Linked DNA regions of Mus musculus: region 1 is linked to region 2. The links are chromatin loops, found by intact Hi-C in ENCODE. Cell type or tissue: left cerebral cortex. All regions are shown on one strand. Each heading gives the region's core, and the rest is flanking DNA. Links, peaks and the distances in the headings are about the cores only. Region 1 holds the start of Copg1 (coatomer protein complex, subunit gamma 1). Region 2 holds the start of Isy1 (ISY1 splicing factor homolog).

The links. Peaks named below come from ENCODE experiments on the same cell type or tissue, not always from the same donor. Only the 100,000 strongest peaks of a DNase experiment are listed, where the experiment ranks them.
Region 1: a loop joins it to region 2, with 2.4 times the contacts of the local background. A loop is called at or near these places in 10 of 42 quality-filtered maps.

What each region holds. Positions count from the first base shown.
Region 1 is chr6:87,881,718-87,893,836 of GRCm38, forward strand. It overlaps Copg1 (coatomer protein complex, subunit gamma 1), which reads left to right and starts at 6,223. Exons shown (of 24, transcript NM_017477.2): 1 at 6,223-6,355; 2 at 7,354-7,406; 3 at 7,940-8,020; 4 at 8,239-8,310; 5 at 8,473-8,552; 6 at 10,232-10,307; 7 at 10,489-10,581; 8 at 10,916-11,002; 9 at 12,079-12,119. The coding sequence starts at 6,319. In left cerebral cortex, for the core only: a CTCF peak has its summit at 5,990 (motif pointing right); a DNase peak (open chromatin) is centred at 6,127; H3K4me3 peaks cover 1,366 bases; H3K27ac peaks cover 1,688 bases.
Region 2 is chr6:87,828,578-87,840,696 of GRCm38, forward strand. It overlaps Isy1 (ISY1 splicing factor homolog), which reads right to left and starts at 10,182. Exons shown (of 11, transcript NM_133934.4): 1 at 10,067-10,182; 2 at 7,151-7,173; 3 at 6,366-6,417; 4 at 5,851-5,916; 5 at 5,065-5,107. The coding sequence starts at 10,069. In left cerebral cortex, for the core only: CTCF peaks have their summits at 4,226 (motif pointing left), 6,845 (motif pointing left), 10,246 and 10,486; a DNase peak (open chromatin) is centred at 10,258; H3K4me3 peaks cover 1,588 bases; H3K27ac peaks cover 1,331 bases.

The DNA of each region.
Region 1 (12,119 bases), core at 1,600-9,599, 52 kb after region 2:
CCAGGCTCAAATTTCGAACTCAGAAATTTGCCTGTCTCTTGCTCCTGAGTTTAATCTCTGCTGGGATTAAAGGCATGTGCCACCACCGCCCGGCCATTTTCCTTTTCTTGATGGTTACTTCTTTTATTTATCTGTTTGAGGTATATGAGTACACTGTAGCTGTCTCCAGACACACCAGAAAAGGGCTCTGGATCTCATTTCAGATAGCTGTGATCCACCATGTGGTTGTTGGGAATTGAAGTCAGGACCTCTGGAAGAGCAGCAGTCAGTGTTCTTAACTGCTGAGCCATCTCTCCAGCCCAATGGCTACTTTTATGAAGGGTAAATAGTAATTATTTTTCCCAATATATTCCCTCTCCCCTGCCCCTTCTCTCTCCTTATTGTCCTCTCTTCTAGTGCCTTGTTTAGCTCATATACAACCATACTGAGATTTTTGTCTCGTAGGCAGTTCATGTCTCTGCCTTCTCTCCAACCAACCCCACCAATTTGTGTGGTTGTCTTTAGAATCATGAACATCATGTAGGAGGCCTCTGATGGTGGTGGTGGTGGTGGTGGTGGTGGTGGTGGTGGTGGTGGTGGTAATGATGATGTGTGTATGTGTGTGTAAATGTGGGTGGGTGTTTTGCCTGCATGCATTTATGTGCACTATTTGTGTGCCCAGTGTCTTTGGAGGTCAGAGGGTGTGTCTGATCCCCTGGAGCTGGAGTTACTGACAGCTGTGAGCTGCCCTGCGGTTGCTGAGAATGGAGATCCTTTGGAAGAGCAATGAGTGTTCTTAACTGCTAAGCCTCCAACCACCAGCACCAACACCAGCACCAGCACCAGCACCAGCACCAGCACCCCCGGATATTTTTAGACTCAGAAAATATAATCACCTCAGAGACTGACCTTTCACAGTACGTTCAAGCCCAAGGCCCAGCACCAACATCAACACTTCCTGGGGAACTCATGGAGCCGAGTCCTTTCCAGTGAAGATGTGCACTATCTCTGTCCACATCTGTCTGTGTACATCCCAGAGTGTCGTGTATTTTTCTGGGGGGGGGGGGACTATGATGGGAAAGACAGACCTGTTCCCGAGGTCTTTTAAGTATAAAAACTTATGGACTCAGGCACAGCCCAGGGTTGGAAGTCCTCATGCACCGTGACCTTGGTGGGAAGCCTGGGAGACATAGTCACGGACACTCTCTTTAGCTTTATCCCTTGTCCTCATTCTTCAGTTTGCTGTGGGTGGCGATGTGCCAACCCTTTCTACTTCAGTGTCACCAGCTCCTGCTGAATCACTGGCAGGCCTTCCTACACCACCCCTCCTGCAAGGCGGAGGGAGGATCTTGCAGATGCTGCTTCTCCTCTGTGGGTGCCATAGTAACAGGGAAGCAGCTTCCAGGAGCCTGCTCTGCTAACCAGAATACAGAAGAAGATGAAGGTGTGTGTGTGTGTGTGTGTGTGTGTGTGTGTGTGTGTGTGTGTGTGTGTGATTTCACTGCTTAAGATCTGGGAACCTACAAAACACCCAGTTCAGGCCTTTTTTGATTGTATCATATGAAAGGAAACACACCACTACAGAGACATTAATTTGATGTCTATGCATTTCCCCCCATGAAACCTTAAGGGGCCGACAGCAGGGGATTTTCTGTTCCCCTTCCTTTTCCTTTCTCTCCTCCCTCCCCCCTTCTTCCTCTCTCTCTCCTTCCCTCCATTCTCCCCCTTTCCACTTCCTTCTCCCTCTCTCTTTCCCTTTCTTCCTCCCTTCCCTTTGTCCAGAGTTCCATCCCCAGCCAGAAAGCAGGTCTTACTCATTTGCTTTCTTGCAGTGTTGGGATCAAACCCAGGGCCTTGCATGTGCCAGGCAAACTCTACTAAGCTATCCATCCAACCCAAGGGGATGTCTTGTAAAAATAAATACATACATAAACCTGGAGTTGTTCAAACCGGTGCTGGGATCTGGGTCTGCCATTTAACTACTATTTTTGGAGCATGTACTTTGTGCCAGGTACTAGATACAGCAAACATTCTGAAGGTGGAGAGAGAGATAGCTTGGGATCCCTTACCTTAGATGTCAACTCACCTGAGCCTCAAGTGCCAGGTCTTTGGGCAAACATGATTCTGGGAGTTTCTGTTGACAGGGGTTTTGGATGAGGTTGTTATGAACTCAGGATACTGAAGAAAGCGGGCTGGGCTTCCCCAGTGTAAGCAGGTGCATCTCACTGGTTCAGGGAAGTATCATGGTTGTCCAACAAACAGATAAATTATTTTTCACTTTGGAAAAACAAATCAGTCTCCACTGAGATTGTGTGTGTGTGTGTGTGTGTGTTTTGTTTTGTTTTGTTTTGTTTTGTTTTGTTTTGTTTTAGAAAGAGTTTCATGTATCCTAGGCTAGCTTCATACTCACTACATGGCCAATGATGCCCTTGACCTTGTAGTCCTGCCTTTACCTCCTGAGTACTGGAGTTACAAGTATGTGTCTTCATACACAGTTTATGTAATAATGGGCATCAAACTCAGGGACTCTTCTTGCATGCTAAACAAGCATTTGTCTTATGAGGCCAGAGACTGTTCCTGAAGCAAGGATGGTCCTGCATCTCCTCATTACACTGAGCAGACATTCATGCTCTTTCCAAGTCATTTTGGTGGACTGGTAGGGCCTAGCTTCCTATCTCATGTTCTGACTTCTGAAAAACAAAACAGAAAGAATTGGTGATGTCAGAGGAAGACCTGAAAACCCTACAATACACTGTACGTTTCCTTTTTAATTTGGGTACTATGGTGACAAAAATATTAGAATAATACCATTACATTTTCAGATTTTAACTTTTATTTTTGTGTTTGTTTGTGTACATGTGTGTGCAAAAATGTGTGTGGGTGCCCTGGAAGACAGAAGAGGGGATTACATCCCCTGGAGGTAGAGTTACCATTGGTTGTGAGTCAAGTGGTGCTGGTCTTCTGGAAGAGCAGCAAATGCTTGCTCTTGATCCCTGAGCCATCTCTACAGCCCCTCGTTTTTGTAATTGTTCTTTGACAATTTCATACATGCATGCAATACTCTCTCCCACTTCTCCCTGACTGCTTTCTCAGAGGTCCTGAGTTCAATTCCCAGCAACCACATGGTGGCTCACAACCATCTGTAATGGGATCCGGTGCCCTCTTCTGGTGTGTCTCAAGAGAGCAAAAGTGTACTCACATACATTAAAAAATAAAATAAATCTTTGAAAAAATTAGTATTATGGCCTACTTAGCCACAAAAGATGTTAAAAAAAAAACTAATCAAAATGGATGAAAGTACTAGATATAAGAATCAAAAGTCTGACTCTCTGAAGAGAACAGAGATGAAAATGATCTTGGCTTAAGCAATGATTCTTCAAGATGACACCAAATGCTCTCAAGGAAAGAAGACAGATAGTCTTCTATTTCCTTCCTTAAAACTTCTTTTTTGAGCTGTAGACATGGCTCAGCAGTTAAGAGTACCGGCTGCTCTTCCAGGGGTTCTGAGTTCAATTCCCAGTAACCACATGATGGCTCACAACCATCTGGGATCTGATGCCCTCTTCTGGTGTGTCTGAAGAGAGCAACAATATACTCATATATAATAAACAAACAAACAAATAAATAAATCTTAAAAAATTTCTTTATCAAGAGTAAACTTTATTAGAACTTTTGTTTTTGTTTGAGACAGGGTTTCTCTGTGTAGCCCTGGTTGATCTAGAACTCACTGTGTAGACCAGGCTGGCCTTGAACTCACAGAGATCTGCCTGCCTCTGCCTTCCAAGTGCTGGAATTAAAGGCATCTACCACCATGCTCGGCTTTAAGTAGTGATTTTTTAAAAGCAGAGTTCCCATCAAATTAACACTCACTTCAGGGCAAAAATACATTTTAAAAACCTAAAACCCTGACTAATGCACCAAATGGCTGTTTTTATAAGAATGGAATCAGCAGCCAACTCTCTGGTTTCATCTGTATAGTCTATAATATTAAGTAATACGAGCCAGGAAGTGGTGGCGCACACCTTTAGTCCCAGCACTTGGGAGGCAGAGGCAGAGGCAGAGGCAGAGGCAGAGGCAGAGGCAGAGGCAGAGGCAGAGGCAGAGGCAGAGGCAGAGGCAGAGGCAGAGGCAGAGGCAGAGGCAGAGGCAGAGGCAGAGGCAGAGGCAGAGGCAGAGGCAGAGGCAGGTGGATTTCTGAGTTTGAGGTCTACAGAGTGAGTTCTAGGATAGCCAGGGCTACACAGAGAAACCCTGTCTTGGAAAAAAGAGAAAAAAGTACTATGAAGCATTGCTAGGTGGTACAGCCATGCTCACTGGCTACCTCACACAGTTCCAGCAAAGCCGAGCGAGCCAACTGCTGCAATCGATGCTCTTCTAACTCTAACTTTTGGTTTTGTTCCCTGCATGTTGCATTCTTGGGGACTGTATGTGTTATGATTCAGTTTATGTCTTTTCCTGGGGAAAATTATGAATTATGTCTGAGTCTTTAAGAAAAATCCTAAAATTAACTTTATTTGGAAGTCTTCCTTATGCCCTGGAGATCATTAACCACAGATAAGCACATAGCTCCATGAGGCCATTACTCCAGGAATCGGCTTGGGGTATCGGCCCCTGAGCAAACTCACGAAGGATAACTGATGGAGGGCAAACAGACAATTGATGAACTCTGTCCAAAATAGATTACAGATTCAATGTCTCTTTTTTATTATAGGCTTAAAGCTCTCTGAAAATGGAGTTTAAAGACAGGGAGTCATACAGGGCATACCCCTGGAGGAATAAACTCAGTAAACAATTTATATTGACTAAAATAAACATTTTCTACTATGTTTATCATGTTTAATCATGTTTTACATGATAAAACATATAATGAAGTTAGATAGTCATCTTTGCAGCTCATAAAAAGACCAATTCAGATATTTCCTGTTTGTCTGGAGTGCTTTAAAACTGCAAACACTGCCAGCCTACAAGCAGCCTGCCACATAGTAAGTGTGTTTGTTTTGGAGGAGACAGTCTTTAGATTCTTTAAATTGGTGTTATAGGGCAGATAATAAGAATAAAATCTGTTGTTTATATTTTCTATTTGTAACTGAGCTTTTAACCCTGGTTATGTAATGATAAGTCAGACATATTTTGTACTACTGGATAATCATTAGCTTGTCTTTGTTCTGTGAAACTTGTGTAAATAAAGACGCTCTTGGTTGCTAGTCAGTCAGAGCAACAGAAATGGCCTGATCTCTAATAAGTAAGTCAGAGTTACAGAAATGGCCTGATTGCTATCAAGTCAGAGCTGCTAAATTCCCCTAACTATCTGGCTTGGCTTGCCTCACCCTCTCCCCTTGCCTAATACTCATCTTCTCTGTGGGCCAATTTGTCAGCAACAATATTTGAATTCCTTGTCAAACCACAAGTTTTATAGTATTTGGTAGAAAAGACTCATTTAATAATTTTCACAACTGAACCTGGCCCTCAGACTTGGCAGCAAGCACCTTAACTTAGCGGCTGAGCCATCTCATTGGCTCTATTTTTTGAGGTGGAAGTCATGTAGGTCTGGTGCAGGGGGATGGCCTTGAACTTCTCATCCTCCTTTCTCTGCCTCATGAGTGTTGAAATTACTCGCTATGTCCAGTTATATCTCAATGTTAAAGCACAAATGTACATAACTCTATTCATTGCCTTACAAAGCTAGACTCGGATGGAATCGGTTCCTTGGCTAGCAACAGATGCCCTTTTCCCTCTCACCACCATCTCTGTCATGGTGACTCCTCTGGCCTCAATCCTTGGGGCCAGTGAACTTGTTTGAGAGCAGCTTCCCAATAAATTTGCCCTTAAAATATTCTAACCTGACTTGAATTGGCTCATTTTACCGGTGGCGGAAAAATAACCTATTAGTGAGACTTACTTCCGGAAAATGACAATAAAGAGTAGCAGGGAACATGTATGGGGTCAGCGTGCTGCATGCAACCCTCCCATCAGAATGCCCTTTAAATTCAGCCAGGGGTAACTGCAAACACAGCAGCCACAGGACCACAAGGGGGCGCAGAAGCGGAGCACCCGCAACCGCAGGTCTAGGCTCCGCCTCCAGTGTCTAGCCACGCCCACTTTCCTGGGTCTCACCCCTCCCCTTCCGCCCTCTTCCACCTAGGTTTTGGCAATCTCCGGACAGGCAATGAAAAAGGTGGGCGCAGTTGTGCGCAGGCGCAGACAACAGAGTGCGCAGGCGCAGTCCATAGTGCAGTGCTCAGGGCGACGTGGCGGGCGGGAGTACGGAAGCCGCAGGGAGAAGCTGTTCTCACCGCTACTCTGAGCATCTTCCTGCTGCGTGGAGCTACCGCTGACACCATGTTGAAGAAATTCGACAAGAAGGACGAGGAGTCTGGTGAGGGCCCCTTGAAAGACCTGGGGAGGTCAGATCCTCGTAGGGGTTCATGGGACCTTCCTTGGCTTCCTTCTTCCGGGCCTCTGTCAGAGCCAGATCCGAGGCCCAAGAGGGGCAGGGGCTTGTGCGCAGGTCCATCTATATCTGTTCTCGGAGGAAACGTGCTGTTTGCCCTCTCCAGCTCTGGCCAGGATTTCTGCGTGACCTTGTGCGGGTAACACTCCTCTCTGGGCCTCAGTTTCCCCATCTTGTCAGAGGAGGTTCCCAGGCTGGATGTTACCTTGCATTTCACCCGACCTCTTGGTATTTGCTGCGATAATTCTTTGCCTATCTGGGTGTAACCAGTCCTACAGTTAATAACCCTGACCGTTTCATTCATTCAATAAACTACAATTACTGAACATCAGGCACCTCACTGATCATAATATTACAGTAGCTAAAGCAAGTTCGATACTAGATGCCTGCAATAGGAATGTTAGGATGGAGAGCCCAGACAGTAACCAGATAATCGCATGCATAATTTTTTAATGTAATATCTGCTGTCAGGGAAACTCAGTCACAGGTTAGTTAGTGTTGGTTGTCTCCGACACATAGATTCATTTAAGTTCTGGTTGCATAGATCAGTGCCAATTATTGAACCCTAAAATGCTCAGAAAGAATGCTTAGGTGACTGTGAGAGAGCCTTGACGGCCTCTGGTAGATGATAGAGACTTCCTTCTCTCTTCCTCGTGTTTGGCAGGTTTAGGGTCACAGTTCGGGGCTGTAACTCAGTTGATAGAGTGCTTGCTTAGCTTGGGTGAAGCCCTGTGTATGATCCACAGTACCATGTAAACCAGGAGGCCGAGGCGGGAAGATCAGATGCACAAGAGCCGACCTCTGCTACATTTTGAGTTAAAGGCTAGCATGCGATACATGAGAGTCTGTGTCAGCACAGGAAAAAGGAGAAAAGCAGTTCATTCAAGATCACAACCGTAATCAGTCTTCTCTGTGCACTGCAGGTGGAGGCTCCAACCCCCTCCAGCACCTGGAGAAGAGTGCCGTACTCCAAGAGGCAAGTGCCACCATGCCTGTGTCTGGTCAGGAATACCTGCCAGCCCTGCTGTCAGATACTAACATACATGGAGTGCTGGTTTATAAAGCCTGGGTCCAGGAAGATGGGACTTTATTCATTGTATTTGCTAGTGTGGCTAGTATTAGGGCAGCCCAAGGGAAGACTTCTGGTATGGTTAGTAGATAAATTAAGAAAAATAAACTCTTGGGAGCTGGACAGATGGCTCAGCGGTTAAGAGCACTGGCTGCTTATTCTTCCAGAGGTCCTGAGTTCAATTCCCAGCAACCACATGGTGGCTCACAACCATCTGTAATAGGATCTGATGTCCTCTTCTGGTGTGTCTAAGACAGCGACAGTGTACTCGTATACTTAAATAAAATCTTAAATAAATAAATAAACTCTTCCCACTTGAGAATACATTTATGTGGACTGAGTTAATACGTACCCTATGGTTCTCTAGGCCCTTCATGAACTGAGGGGCAGCTGTGGTAGAAAAGTGTACTAGGCTAGAGGTAATGGTTGCTTCTTCACAGGCTCGGGTCTTTAACGAAACTCCCATCAATCCCCGGAAATGTGCTCACATCCTCACCAAGATCCTTTATCTCATAAACCAGGTAACAAGATGAACTTGGCAGGGAATACAGGGGAGGTTGTGTAAATGGAGATGTACCCTTACGCTTTTGACAGCTCTGTGATTGGAACCAACAGTCTAGGCCTGGGTCCTCTTAAGTTTCCGGCTCTCATTTGTTGCCTGTGCTCAAGTGCCTGCAGGCTCCAAAGGTCTAGCCTACTGACCTCCTGTCCAAACCTGTGGCTTTTCTGATTCCCACAGGGGGAGCACCTGGGGACCACGGAAGCAACTGAGGCTTTCTTTGCCATGACCAAGCTCTTCCAGTCCAATGATGTAAGTACACTGATGATCTGTGCGTTTCTGCAGATGTTGCACCCATGGCAGGGTGGCAGGAGGTCTGCCTGTCAGTATAGACTGCCGTCCACAGAATCAGGCTTCTCCTGACTCTAATCCTCTCCCACCAAGCTGATCAGGTCTTCTCCATGCCTTTTTCAGCCCACACTCCGCCGCATGTGCTATTTGACCATCAAGGAGATGTCCTGCATCGCTGAGGATGTCATCATTGTGACAAGCAGGCATGTCTTGGGCAGGGGTGGCTCCTCTGGTGGGATCCATTGACAGAGACAACATGTACAGCCAAGAGCCTTTTGACATCTGTTCTGTGCCCTTTCCTCTTAGCCCACCCTATGCCAGCCTCTAGAATGGTCTGCTTATTTCTCACTTCCTAGGCCTTGCCTTTCTTCTTCCTCCTTAGACAATACAACCAGCATGGAGCTTTCATAAGTCTTTAGATAGTGCTAAGGAAAAGAAAAACAGGGTGCAGGAAGTTAATGAGCAAGTCTATTAGCCAGTACTGGTTTCTGCGCTAGGCTGAGTAATTTAGGGACAGACGTCACGAATATATACTCCGTGTCCTGGAGAACTGAGAGTCACAGCTGGACCTGGTGCTGCACACTTGTTCTCCCAGCATTTGGGAGAAACAGGAGGATGGCTGCCAGTTTGAACCTGCCTGGGCTACATAGCAAGATGTCTCCAAAAAATGAAATAAAACAAAACCACACAACATCCCTGCCTCTTACCCAGTTCTTCTATTTCTTCTTGACATTGCTATCTGAGGAGAGGGACCATACAGCCAGAGTCAGGGGCATTGATATTTCCTGGGGCTGGAAAGATAGCTCAGGGGTTAAGATCTCTGGCTGATTTCTTAGCATCCACATCAGGAGGCATAAACCCGTCTGTCAGTCCAGCTACAGAGAGTTTGAGGTGCTGTCCGGCAGGATGGAATGCTTCAGTCCCGGAGGAAACTGTTATATAACTCACAGTCTCTGTAGCCTTAGGATTTACCAGCAAATAATCAGGCAGTGGGGCTCTAACATGGTTTATGGAACTGTAAAAGACTATGAAAACAGAACAGAAGGACCCGGAAGACCAAATTCTTAGCATAAAGGAGATTTATTTGCTCCAGAAGGACAGAGGAAAGGGAATAAGAGACAGACAGAAGATGAGGGAGAAGGGGAAGGAACAAGGGAGAAGGGGCAGGGATGGTTGTCCTGGAGTGGCGTCCTGGATAGAGAGGAGACAGACATGGCCAATAGGCAAATAGTAATAAAGTTAAAGGGGGGAAAGTGTTAGGAGGAGGTATTTAATTGTAATTGGACATGTTAATTAGGTGAGCCAAAGCTGGCTTTTGATTACTGGACCTATGTAGTCAGCCTCAGTAGGAGGATGTGGCTAACAAGGAATGATCCCTGGCAGATAGCTTTAGAAATGTGATCTAGTGGCTTTTCACAAGGCAGAAGGGATGGGGGAGAAGGGCCAAGGCTGCCAGAGCCATGCTCACCATGCTCAGGCTGGCCAGAGTTCCTTCAGACAACAGCTTGACTTTGGATCAGAGAAGATCTCCAGCATGAGCTAGATTGGGAAGGAGAAAGGTCCAGGCTGAGCAGTGGCAGGTGAGAGGCCTGCAGAGGAAAGCATCTCACTGAGACACTGCTCTGTTTGCTGCTTATGAATCCTTGAGCTGATGGCGATCCTCCTGCCTTTGTCCCTGAGTGCTGGGATTGCAAGCATGTAGTCTGTCTTGAATTCCGTGAAACTCCCTGGAGCTGTTGTTTGGCTTGGAGGGGTGAGAACAGAAGGGAGCAGTAGCTAGCAGACTGGTGTGGTAATCACATCACTGGTGTGGTGGTGTGGACTAGAGAAGAAGGATGGCCTATGACCCCCGCATGTCAACAGTGCCTCCTTTCCCCGGCAGCCTGACAAAAGACATGACTGGGAAAGAGGATAATTACCGCGGTCCTGCTGTCCGTGCCCTCTGCCAGATCACTGACGTGAGTCCTTCCATCTCTACCTGCTTCCCAAGCTCTCGAGCATACTCTCGGCTGTCTGCAGCTGTCTGAATCAAGTAGAGGAGCCGGGTGGGAGGGACTGACTCAGTAGGAGCTTCTGAAATGGTTGCTTTGCTCTGCACCCCGTTGCTTCTACGTCTGAGCCCGCGTTCTCCCACCACAGAGCACCATGCTGCAGGCTGTTGAACGCTACATGAAACAAGCAATTGTGGACAAGGTTCCCAGTGTCTCCAGCTCCGCCCTCGTGTCTTCCCTGGTACATAGCTGTGACTGGGGCCTGCAAGGGTGGGTTGAAGGTAGAATAAAATGTCTGAGGCCGTTGTCAGAGGGGAATCAGACACTCTGGGTTCATTGGGAAGAGCTGGGGTGAGTGGCTTTGACCCACCCCTTACATGGTAGGTTGTCAGGACTGGCATCAGACAGGAAATCTGCCAGGCGGGAAGAGTGAGGGTTGACAGCTGTCTGTCTGTCCATTCATGGGCTTGGGCTCAGGATAGTGAGGAGGGCCTGGCTGCATATGAGAGATGACAGGAGTATGACAAGAAGGGCACCTTTCCTTTTGACCCTTTAACAAGTCCCACTGCCCGCAGCACCTGCTGAAATGCAGCTTCGATGTGGTCAAGCGCTGGGTGAACGAGGCCCAGGAGGCGGCGTCCAGTGACAACATCATGGTCCAGGTGAGAGGGACACTGAAAACAAACAGGGGCACACTGTCATTGTCCAACCTCCACAAGTTCTGGTGGCCTCTGGCCAGGACAGGCTCTTATTCTTTTGTCACTGGGTGTGGGAGATGGGGACATGGAGAGAAGCAGCCAGGGCAGCACATGGGTGTTTAGGAAGGATTTCTCACTGGATGCTGCTGATAGAACCAAGTCTATTGAACGATAGATGGGAATGTTTTGGAATACAGGCTGTTACAACCCACCTGGCCTAGGTAGGCCGATGGCCACCACAGTCCAAACCTTTGCTGAGCTGGTTCTGTTAGTGACATGGGGTTTCCATCTGAGAAACTTTCCTCTGTAACCTAAACCTGGTATGCCTCTCTCTGAGCGTCAGTTTCTCTGGAACGTTGGAAGAGCAAGGGTTAAATGAGAAGACATACACAATGAGGGATGGGAAGGAGGCTTGTCCCTTTCCCTCAGTGATTGTTGTTCTCCTCACTCTGTGTGGATCATGTCTTTGGGGTCAGTAATGATGCTCTAGTGTACACCTCTAAGGGTCAGAAGCACTGACTACGTGGAAAGTACACACACCTGCCATACCTTGGCCCTCACATGCCACTTGACTAAGAATGGACAGAATGAATGGGAAGTGACCTTGGTAACTTACATTTCTAAAAGTGGTGTCCCTGGGCTTCTAGACCTCCAAAGCCAGCTTGACCACAGTGGGACAAATAAGTAGGGACAAGCAGGCCAGTCCTCTAGGTGTTGGAAGGGTTTGTGTTCTGTGTCCCACAGGACTATGCTCATATCTTGCCCTAGCTGTGTGCTGCAGCTCTTTCTATTCTGGTGTCTTCTCTCACATGGTCAGGATACCTGCAGGGTCCAGAACTCTGGTGCAAGTGAGAACATCATGTATGTGATAGTGTGTTGGGCACGACACTGGAGTTGGTTACGGGGAGTGCTTGGGAGTTGTTCCAGCCCCTCTGTGTGGACATGAGTGCTGTGCTTAAACAAGAAGGATGGAGCTAGAGACACACAGTGCCCTTCCCAGGGCTTCTGTGTCTGTTGCCCATGCTGCCTCTGTCCTTCAGTACCATGCCCTAGGACTTCTGTACCATGTGCGGAAGAATGA
Region 2 (12,119 bases), core at 2,775-10,774:
CTTAAAAAGTAGCAACCAAAAAACTATAAAAGGAAACCCTTCTATATCATTTACAGCACTTTAGAGTGAACAGTCAAGGCTATAGGCAACAGTTATTTCTGAGGCAGGCAAAGATTCAGTGAGTCTGTCTACATTAGCCCTTTCAGTAAAGTAGGCCAGGACTGTGGACTTGATAGACCGGCCTAAGACCAGTTAAAAAGGGAAGTGCACAGAGTGCATGCTGAAAGGCTGACCAAGGTGGCTAAACACTGGACAAAGATGGACACTCCAAACAAAGATGAGAGGACAGTTGGTAACCACACAAGTTGAGCTCTGTGTAAAGCAAAGCTAACTGGAATAAAGCTGAAAGTGGTCATGGGGGAACACTGTGCAGTGAAGGGTACAACCTGGATCTGGTGACAGCTTACACAGACACATAAGCCTCTAACTTACGTTAGAGGTAGCATGCTTCATCCTGCATAAGTCCATTGAAACAAAGAATAAAAGGTAAGATGGAGAGAGAGCTCCGTGGTTAAGAGCATTTGCTGCTCTTGCAGAGGACCAGTTTGAGTGGCAGCAGCCACTCACATCAGGCAGCTCACAACCACCTGTAACTCAGGCTGTGGAGGATTTGTCTAGTGAACTCTTCTAGCCTTAGCAGGCAACCGCACCCGCATGTACATATGCACAGTTGGTGCAAGAAAGAAAGAAAGAAAGAAAGAAGGGAGGGAGGGAGGGAGGGAGGGAGGGAGGGAGGAAGGAAGGAAGGAAGGAAGGAAGGAAGGAAGGAAGGAAGGAAGGAAGGAAGGAAGGAAGGAAGGAAGGGGGCTAGAGAGATGGCTCAGCAGTTAAGAGCACCAACTACTCTTACAGAGGTGCTGAGTTCAATTCCCAGCAACCACATGGTGGCTCACAACCATCTGTAATGAGATCTGATATCCTATTCTGGTGTATCTGAAGACAGCAATAGTGTACTCATATACATAAAATAAATAAACAGATCCTTTTTGCTAGCATTTGCAGGAAAAAAATGGTGGCTACATAGCAAGACCTTATCTCAAACAGTATCAACAGAAAAGCTGGGTGTGATGGTCCATGCCAGTAACCCTAGCACTAGGAAGGCTGAGACAGGAGGATAGCTGTGAGTTCCAGAACAGCTGATGGAGGAAGGGAAGGAGGAGAAAGGGAGAGAAGAGGAAGAAAAGGAAACGTTTACTATGCACAGTCCTACCATATTGAAATACAGCATCTCTTCATATTATTATTAACATCTTTTAATTCCTTTCAGTAATATTTTGTTGTTTTCAGCAAACAAACTGAATATATCTGTTAGCTTTATATACAAGTAGACTGGAGTATGTCTCAGTAGTGGAAGACCAACTGTACAAGACCCTAGGTTCAATCCCCGGCACCACCTAAACAGACATATACTGTGTAAATATTCCTGGTTTCCTGGTGGGGTTTCAATTTTTATTTATATGTGTGTATATATGTCTAACACCTATATGTGGGTACCAGCAGAGGTCAGAAGAGGGCATTGGATCCCCAGGAGCTGGAGTTAGAGCTAGGTGTAAGCAAGCTGAAGTGGAGACAGGTAACCAAGCACAGGTTCTCTGGAAGAGCAGAGCAGCTAGTGTTCCTAACCACTGAGCCGGCTCCCCAGCCCTTTGCTGTTATCTGTATGATTGGTTTTCTTTTCTTTTTTACTTTTTTGTTTATTTGTTTGTTTTATTTTCTTCGTTTTCTTCTTTGAGACAGGGTTTCTCCCTGTATAGCCCTAGCTGTCCAGGAATTTCCTTTGCAGACCAGGCTGACCTGGAGATCCACCTGCCTGTCTCCCTGTGTGCTAGAAAGAAATTATGGACCATCTCAAGTAGTGTGTTTGGTTAGTTTTCAAACCTGGGTCATGTCCTTAAACACAAGGCTGTCCTGCTTGACCCTCCTACTTGCTGATTTTATAAATGGTAACAACACAAAAGTGTTTGAATTTCCACATATACACATGCACATGTTAATTTTTAAGTATGTAGGCATTTTTCTTCCTGTTGTTATAATCAGAAAACTTAATTTGTAAGATTTCAATTATTTTGAATTTTCTGACATTTGTGATATAGCTTAGAAAGAATATGTTCTATTTTGGTGAATAATTTGTGTGCCCCTATAAGGGAAATGAATAGTCACAGATAGATGGGGGGCTGGAATGGGAGAATCAAGTGGGAACAAGGGTAGGAGAGTTGGAGGGAAATACAGGGAGAGACAGCTAATATTAAAAGGGGTAGTATGGAAGCCTAATACAGAAGAAACTTCTAAAATATATACATATTGAAAGTGATCGACTCTTATCACCAAACTAGACTTCTAGTACCGAAATTGTGTTACATCTAATTGAGTTGTTGTCCAAGGAACCCCACAGGAACTGTTAAACAACCCAGGCTGTTGCCAAGACTACAAGTTGCTTGTCCAAAAACTGCACAGCACAGCCCAATTGCTGAAGACAACATCTACACAATTCATTGAAGATGGAGATGTTCAGCCAGTGTCTACATAGAGCCTTCACCCTACATTCCAGCATCTCTGGTAAAGGACCATACTCTACATGCTCTAAAGAGAAACACTGGCTGGAAAGATGGCTCAGCAGTTAAGAGCACTGACAGCTCTTCTAAAGGTCCTGAATTCAAATCCCAACAACCACATGGTAGCTCACAACCATCCATAATGAAATCTGATGCCCTCTTCTGGGGTGTCTGAAGACAGCTACAGTGTACTTACATATAATAAATGAATAAGTCTTAAAAAAAAACAAAAAGGAGAGAGAGAGAGAAACGTAAACACTAACCCAGCTACAAACTCTTTACTACAATGGTGTTCTGCCTGCAGGATATGCTAGGGCAATTGGTGGCTCAAAGCTGTGGGAGTAACCAACAATAATTAGCTTGACCTAAGGCCCGCTCCACAAGATACAACCCATACCTAACACTGCTTGGCTGGGTGATCAGCCCAGGGACCAAGGGCAAACACTAAATAATCCTAATCTAAAAAAGGGGGGGAAAAAACCGTGATAAATTCAGTCCCACTGACAGTCTGCTACACTCAGAGATCAGTGCCTTGTTCAGCCATCACCAGAGAAGCTTCCTCCTGCAGCCGAGGGGACAGTACAGAGACCCACAGCCAGACAGTCCACAGAGAAGGGACACTCGGCCCTAAATGAAATGTCTACATCAAATCCCGTCCCTCCAAGGGCGGTGGTGGCACATGCTTTTAATCCCAGCACTTGACAGGCAAAGGCAGGATGACCTCTGAGTTGGGGGCCAGCATGGTCTGTAGAGCGAGTTTCAGGACAGCCAGGACTACACAGAGAAGCCCTATCTCAAAAAGCAAAAACAAGACAAAACGAAAACCTCACAAAAGGAGGCAAAAAAAAAAAAAAGAGTGTACCGGCCAGAGGGGATCGAAAACACCAAGAAAACAAGGCCCTCTAAGTCACCATGAGGAAACCTCATGTGAACTTAGGGGCTGAACATGCAGAGGGCCTGCACAGCTCCCAGCATATCCTTTGCATTTCTATGACAGCTTGCTGCTAGGTGTTTTTATGGGATTCCTGAAGTGTGAATGAATGGGTCTCCGATTCTTTTGTCTTCTCTTGGGCTCTTTTCCTTCTGTTGATTTGTTTTGTCCAATTTCGATGTGATAATTTTTGTTTTATCTTATTTATTTTTTAAGATGGATAAATGAATGAATGATTAAAAACCTATCCACTACAGTAAAGTTTAACAACTGGACTGTTGTTTATGCATGCTGGGACAGGGAAAATCAGTTTTCAATAATAGAACAACACTGGGTATATCAACCACTCCACGACAGACCTCATGCTCAGGAGTAGTTGACAGACAGATAGACAGACAGATACTGGGCACCACCATTTATTAGTGTGTTTACATTTATATTTGGTTGCAGCTTAGTGGTTTGTTCTTTGTTCTGTTTTGTTTGGGGGGGAGTATTTCGTTTTCTTGGTTTGGGGGATTTTGTTGTTGTATTGTGCTACCATTTGCTTTTAGAGAAAGAACTTAAAATTGGGTAGAAGGCTGGAGAGATGGCTCAGTGGGTAAGAGCACTGACTGCCCTTCCAGAGGTCCCGAGTTCAAGTCCCAGCAACCACATGGTGGCTCACAACCATCTGTAATGGGATCTGATGCCCTCTTCTGGTGTGTCTGAAGACAGCTACAGTGTAGCCATATACATAAAATAAATAAATAAATACATCTTTTTAAAAAAAATGTTGGGGGGCTGGTGAGATGGCTCAGTGGGTAAGAGCACCCGACTGTTCTTCCGAAGGTCCAGAGTTCAAATCCCAGCAACCACATGGTGGCTCACAGCCATCTGTAACAAGATCTGACGCCCTCTTCTGGAGTGTCTGAAGACAGCTACAGTGTACTTACATATAATAAATAAATAAATCTTAAAAAAAAAAACATATCTTTAAAAAAAAAAAAAAAAAATGTTGGGGGCTGGTGAGATGGCTCAGTGGGTAAAAGCACCCGACTGCTCTTCCAAAGGTCCAGAGTTCAAATCCCAGCAACCACATGGTGGCTCACAACCATCTATAACAAGATCTGACACCCTCTTCTGGAGTGTCTGAAGACAGCTACAGTGTACTTACATATAATAAATAAATCTTTAAAAAAAAAATGTTGGGTAGGGAGGGGGAGAGGGTCTAGAAGGACTTGAAGGAGGGGAAGAATATGATCAAAATATATTTAAATTTAAAATTGTTCTAAATAATGAAAAAACATAATAAAGTTAAATGAAATGCCATTAGGTGCTGCATTCTATAAATGCCAACGAGGTCAAACTTGACAAAACTGTGTTTACTCGTTTGCTGGTCTTAGCCTCCAGCGTGCTGTGTGGCCGTGAGGGCTGCCCTGAGCTCCTGCCTGCACTTCCTGACCCTGGGATCGCACGCACCACACCTGGCCGGCGTTCACACCGGTCCCCACATCTGACTGGGCTCTAGGACACTTTAGCAGCGTTCACACCGGCCCCACATCTGACTGGGCTCTAGGACGCTTTAGCAGGCAGGCAGCTTACCATTCTGAATCTGAGCAACCTTTTTTGAGATCTCGCCAATGATCTGTGGAAAGCAACAGGCACATCTCATCATTTTTGAACATATCTGAAAGTACAAGAAACCGGTAATTCACACGCAAAAAAAAGGCTATAGGTGTGGCAGCGCACACCTTTAATTCTACCACTGGGGAGGCGGAGGAAGGAAGATCTCTGTGGGTTCACACACAGTTTGGCCTATGCAATGAATTCCAGGCCAGCCAAGATACAAAGTGAGACTATGTCTTAAAAAACAGCACTGGGCAGTGGTAGTGCACACTTGGGAGGCAGAGGCAAGCAATTTCTGTGAGTTCGAGGTCAGCCTGGTTTACAGAGAGTTCTAGGACAGCCAAGGCTACACAGAGAAACCCTGTCTCAAAAAACCAAAACAGCCGGCATGGTGGCGCACGCCTTTAATCCCAGCACTCAGCAGGCAGAGGCAGGCGGATTTCTGAGTTCGAGGCCAGCCTAGTCTACAAAGTGAGTTCCAGGACAGCCAGGGCTGTACAGAGAAACCCTGTCTCGAAAAAAACAAAAACAAAAACAAACAAAAACAAAAACCAACAATAACAAAAAACAAAACAGCTTTTAATCCTAGAACTAGGGAGGCAGAGGCAGGCAGATCTGTGAATTAGAGACTAGCCTGGTATACACAGCTATTAGCCAGGAATACAAAAAGAGACCCAGTCTCAAAAAAAAAAAAAAATTTGGTTAATAATCATTGATGAGGTAAAAAGAAGCAAGCAGAGCCATTATTTCTACTGAACATACCTGCCGTCTCCACTTCTCCGCTTTCGGCAACTCAGTACATTCAGAAGCAAGGAAGGGTCTCCGTTCCTAAGGAGGGTGAGAGTAACACACATGGTAACTGGGCTCTGTACACACCTATGTGACATCCACAACCGATTCAGCCTTGAAACCTTAAATATTTAATGCTCTAAATATACTTGAAGTCACAGTGCTAGAGGATATTCAATTCCTAACCATCACTGTACAATCTCTTAGGAAGCTATATAATTAGGATATATAATTACTCCAGGAACTGTGTATAGTTAAAATAAATATATACAAATATTTAATCTCTCCAGGTCCACTCTCTACCTTCTTCTAGTCAATATTAAAGCTGGAATAATAAGGGGCAAGCGGGAGGCAGATAATCACATGCCAACAGAAAAGAGGCTAAGCAGACGCACAAGTGTACAAACTCTTCAGCAAACACAGCAGGAAGAGCTGCGGCTCGAAGCCTGCATCTGCTCCTGGTACTTCCCAGGGAGTGCTTCACTCACCTTGACTTTTCCCTCTTCCAGCTGAGCTTGACGAAACCTCGCCAGGGCAGTCCTGCAGGCACACAAAAGACCCCATTAGATTTCTTAGCACTCAAGTTCCTGGATGGGGTAGATCTGCTCATGACCACAGCTAACAGCATTCATGCAAATGGTAATAAAAAAACCAGAGTAGTTAAGGAGTTGTATGTTCCAAGGGATAGGCCTCCAACATCATTTGTGTTTCTGGGCACTCAAATATCTACTTTATTTACATTGCATATATAGACTGTGGGGAACTGCTATTTATCACACTGTGATAAGCAATATACAGAAGTATTAAAAGGGGCTAGAGAGATGGCTCAGCGGCTAAGAGCACTGACTGTTCTTCCCAAGGTCCTGAGTTCAAATCCCAGCAACCACATGGTGGCTCACAACCATTCGTAATGAGATCTGACGCCCTCTTCTGGTGCATCTGAAGACAGCTACAGTGTACTTTCATATAATAAATAAATAAATCTTTTAAATAAAAAAAAAAAAAAAAGGAAGACGAGCTAAAAGATTAACATCAGGTTGCCCTTCCCATCATTTCCAATTCATCTTCAAGAGGAAAAATGTTTACTCACTGAAAGTTCTGGAAGATGTCAGACAACATTAATGGGGGAAAAAAAACCACAAGCAAACAAAGAAAGGTTGCTTTAACACCTGGGGACAAGAAACCTCTTCTAAAAAGATTCCTACCAAAGGGATCTCATACAAGCTCTGTGCCAAATGTCAAATTTTTCAGCCCCAAGAAAATTGATACTCACATGGCTTTTTCTGCATTTCGGGCCTAGAAGGAGACAAGGGAAGAAAACACCAAGTTTAGAATAACTGTCTTTCTTGTGATTGATTTAAGTCGTACGTTTTAATCCATCAGTGTGTGTGCCTGCTTGTCTGTGCATGCACTGTGTGTGTGCAGAGGACAGGAGAGAACATCAGCTCCGTGGAACTAGAATGCAGGCAACTGTCAGCCGCCTGACATGGGTGCTGGGCACCGAACCTGCTCCTAACCACTAAGCCAATTCCTCTGGCCCTAGGATATCTTTATCACTTCTACTGTTTTGTTTGTAGGTTGGTTGGCGATATAGAAATTTCTGGTTTCTTTGGAAACTCAGTTGTGTGATGTGATGTCTTACTGAAAACTGTCTTATGAGAGGATGTTTTTGCTGAAGCAGACCCATGGGAGGATGTTTTGCTAAGAACAGACATGTGGTGTTGTCTGAAGGCAGTCTGGAAAAGGGGAATGTGATGTTTTGATAGAGTAGACGCTAGAGAGAACATGTGATGTTTGGAAAGGATATAAATGTAGTCCAACAGACAGTGGGTGATGCTGGATGGTATTGGTAGGCCTTAGCATTCTTTGTCAGTCATTGTTTGTCATGACTTCATAGAGGAAAACAAACCAAAAAAACTTCTGGTGATGTTCCAGCAGCTTCTTGCCACTTCTGCAGATTCAGGCCAATTGCCAGAGCCTTGCAGTTTCTTCTGGATCAACTCGCCGCTGCTTACTCATGAATGGTATTTTCCAGTCCCGCCATTGCTGACTCATGATGGTATTTGTGAATGGATCTAGCTAATACTGCTGATCTGTGTAAACTAAAATGCTGATATCCTGACAATGAAAATTAGATTTGCTCCAAAGAACTATTTCTCAACAGGTACACATCCTCCTCTGCTCTGTTAATCTTTCCTTTCCACTGCCTCTGATGGATGATGGACTAGAAGGGACATTAAAACATTTAAGAACCCTCATTAAAAATAGGTTGTAAAAAATCTAAACCTACCATTGGTTGGTTTCTGGCTTTTTGAGACAGCATATTCTGTGTAGCCCTGGCTGTCCTGAGACTTGCTCTGTAGACTAGACTGTCTTTGAAGTTAAAGATTGGCCACCTCTGGCTCCCGATCTTTGGGATTAAAGGCATGTGCCGCTGCCATCACCAGGCTGGTTTTTATTTTTTAAAATCATACACATGTGCAGAATGTACTGTGATCATATCTATTAACCTCTCTGACCCCTCTCTCACTCCTGATACGATAACGTATGCACCACCATACACCACTCTAACCAGAAAACAGCCTAGTTGTCTGTCTGCTGCCAGTGGCTATCAGAGGAGAGCATCAAGACTGGCTTTTGCAAAGTGATGTTCATTTAAGTGCTGCCGCAGCAGTGTTAAGTCAATGGTCCCTAAATGTTACACAGGATCAGGAAGAGAACAGTTTTTTTCAGTTGGATTGTGAACTACACAGAAAGCGCACCTGCTGAATTTGGAACTAGAGATTTTGCTCCTAGCTCTTCCTCTCACCATCACTGAGACGTGGTCTCACCAAAATCTAAGTTTCCCTTCACAGCACATATTGTAGCTTTTATCTTGCAACGTTATGATGACTTACTCAGATAAACGCATGAAGTCAAGCAGAAACAGACACACAGTCTAGAGAGTCAGCAAGATGAGTTTAATTTAACTTGCCCTTCAGATTGCCCCTTCCAATCAACTCTGAAAGGAACCTGGCCAGTGGAAGGTGGATATATGAACATGACATCAATACAGGACACACCCTCCTTCAGAAGTAGCTGTTCAAGACCACTGTTTCCTCTCCTTTTTAGGTTTCTGTTCTCAACAGTCTGTAGTGTCCAAAACATCCTCTGTAAGCATTCCATGGCTTCCTTAAATGTTTATGCATCTGTTTTATTTAACAGGAGTATGTATCTGTTTGCCCCTATGTATGTGTAAATACCACCCCGCCCAAAGTGTATTAATGTTTTTTTTCTACTTAGTATTATAAAGCACAGACTGACAAGAAGGCCTATATATTTGAATGTGTCCATATTTTGCACGTGGTTATGCATATACTTACACCTGATCCTTAAACATAATTTGGTATATGCATATAGATAAATATCTACCAAAATGGGCTGGTTTTGTAGATAAGACTATACAGATTTCAAAGACATCAATAAATCTCAGAAGTATGAAAGCCACTCCGTATACTTTTAAGGGGATTTTTACCTTTAATTTTTTAATATTTTTTGTATGTGTATGAGTGCTTTGCATGTATGCATGTAAGTGCACCACATGAGTGTCTAGTGTCACTTAACAAGTGGGTGTTGGATCCCCTAAAACTAGAGTTTTGGATGATTGTAAGCAACCATGTGGGTGCTGGGAACCAAAGTGAAGTGGTTTTTGATCACTGGGCCATCTCTCGAGGTCCACGGACACTTTACTTTGAAATTACTACAGTAACTGCGCCTCTTTGAACCAACACTGTGTCTGATCTCATACTTCCATATTAAACGCTTCTTGAGTGAATGAAACCGAGAATCACAACCTCTCAACAGATCAGCCCATCCTATTCATTCACTCACGGTTATGTCACACACGTCTAGAGAATGTCAGATTCTGTCCTCGGTTTCAGGCAAGCAAAGGCGTGGAGACCCTGCCCTTTAAAAGGTCCTATCCGTGGAACCTGAGAACGCCCGGGCCGTTCAGTCTCTACGCATAATGTGCTTCACCCAGACTGAACCACCAAGACGCAATACAGCTCCCAAACTCAGTTTTCTTGCCATTTCTTACAGCTACGCCAGGTGGGAAAAGAATCCCGGCATAGGCCAGGGAGCCCGAGGCCGCACACTGGCCCAGACCTCGGGTCCCCCGTGAGCCCCATCCCTTCCCCAACGCACTCACCATGGTGCCGGCGAGGGCGCCCTGGCGCCGCTCTGCAACGCAACGTGCTCAGGCGCCCGGAACAAGGCAGGCAGACGCGGGAACGGAAAACAGCGGACAGTCTGGTCTTTTTGTCGGAAGACTAAATGGAAAGGACCGGAAATTAAGGACCGGAAGCGAGGGAGGGAGGACGAGGGAGGGGAGAGAATTGCAGTGGAGCTTCGGTAGGCGGCTTCCCGCCGACGCGTGTCCAGTGCGTCATCCCGCGCCTAAGTCAGCAAGACTACGCTTGCGCGGCAGGAATGTGTGCGTCATTTGTCGTTTGGTTTCGTTCTGCTGGTAACTGCGGTCAAAGATTCGCCTGCCTCTGCCCTTCCTGAGTCTTCTATGACAGCAGATGACCTTTTTGAAAATGACTGCACCTCTCTGAATGCACTGAGTGTTCATAGCCCCTAGGGACCCTGCGTGGAGTTCTGTCACCTGCCTGGACCCGCCAGGCGCAGGCACTGGGGCAAACCATAGCCATTGGGGCGAACCTGTCTTCCTGGGAGGCTTCTTCACCGCTGCCTGCCATTTACCTGGAGCTGAACAGTGACTGAGACTATGATCGTCCTCCTTTTAAGAAACGTGTATAATTATCATTATTCTTTATTAAAGGTGGCTGTTTCCATGAAACTGACAGATGTGATCGTGAAAGAAACATTTAAGCCAAGGAATCAGCTCTCTCTCCACACATTCCCAGAAGGCAGAGACCACATCTTTTAAAATACAGAGATGCGGTGGTGGCGAACGCCTTTAATCCTAGCACTCAGGAGGCAGTGGCAGGCGGATTTCTGAGTTCGAGGCCAGCCTGGTCTACAAAGTGAGTTCCAGGACAGCCAGGGCTACACAGAGAAACCCTGTCTCGAAAAAACAAATTAATTAATTAATTAAAATAAAATACAGAGATAAGGCCAGGCTTGTTGGCTAATGCCTTCAATCCCAGCATTTTGATGGCAAAAGAGGCCAGTTTCTGTGAACTGGTGGACACCCTGGTCTTCATAGAGAGGAAATCCAGGCGAGCCGGGGGTGCATAGTGAGAACTTGCCTCAAAAACTAAAGAAAAAGGCAGCTTGGATCCCAAGACTCAGAAGGCAGGCATATCTTTGAAGTTTGAAGCTAGTCTACAAAGTTAAGTTCCAGGATAGCCACACGAAACGACTCGAAAAACAAAAACGTAATGAGAAGAAAATGAAATACGGAGTAAGGTCCAGAGAAGAAAAAGCTACCTGGAGCAAGTGGGAAGTTAGAGACTACGTGAGTCACTTAGCAGAGATGGATTCTGGAAATGGTGGTGGGCTCTCCCACTGAGTCAACACTAAGGAGAGTACCCTGTCATAGTCCATGCAAGAATGTTACCACCGTGCATATAAGACCAAATTAGAGTCCCTTATTAGTTGGCAACTAGTGGGCAGGCTCTTGTCCCAAAGCACACTGCATCAAAGCTCAGGTATACGGCATTTATTGAGCTAAAAACCAGTGACATTTGCAGTCAGATGTAGGTGACAGGAACCAGAATATTTGTTTTGGTATGCATTTGGCAGACGTTTTTGGCTGTACATCTCAGCCATGGTCAGCTCACTATATCGGCTTTCCAAGATCTCAGCAGAGGCGTGAACTAGTAGTTCAGGATCAAACAGGTTCTGACAGATACTTTAGAACATATATGTAAGTGGGCAGCCGGTCACCCAACTAGATTCTGTGTCCCCCACTTCTTCCAAATAGGTTGTGGGGATGTAACCAAATGATTGTCGGTGGTGCTTTGGGTCAGGAGCCCCAAGAATTTTTGCCTTAACTCTTAATTTCTGCATTGCTAAAGCACTGATATTTCACATTCAGAGATTTGTGGAGTTCTGACCTTTTCTGGCTGGGGGGAGGGGGAGCCAATGGAAATGAAGTCAGAGATGAGCATTCCTCTACTTCCCATGAAATGAAAGAACACTAGGTTAAATGCCTAGCACATTAAAAACAAACCCCAGCCCTCTCCATTTCCCACCCCCTTCCTTATTCTGAGAGATGACCCTAATCAGGAACC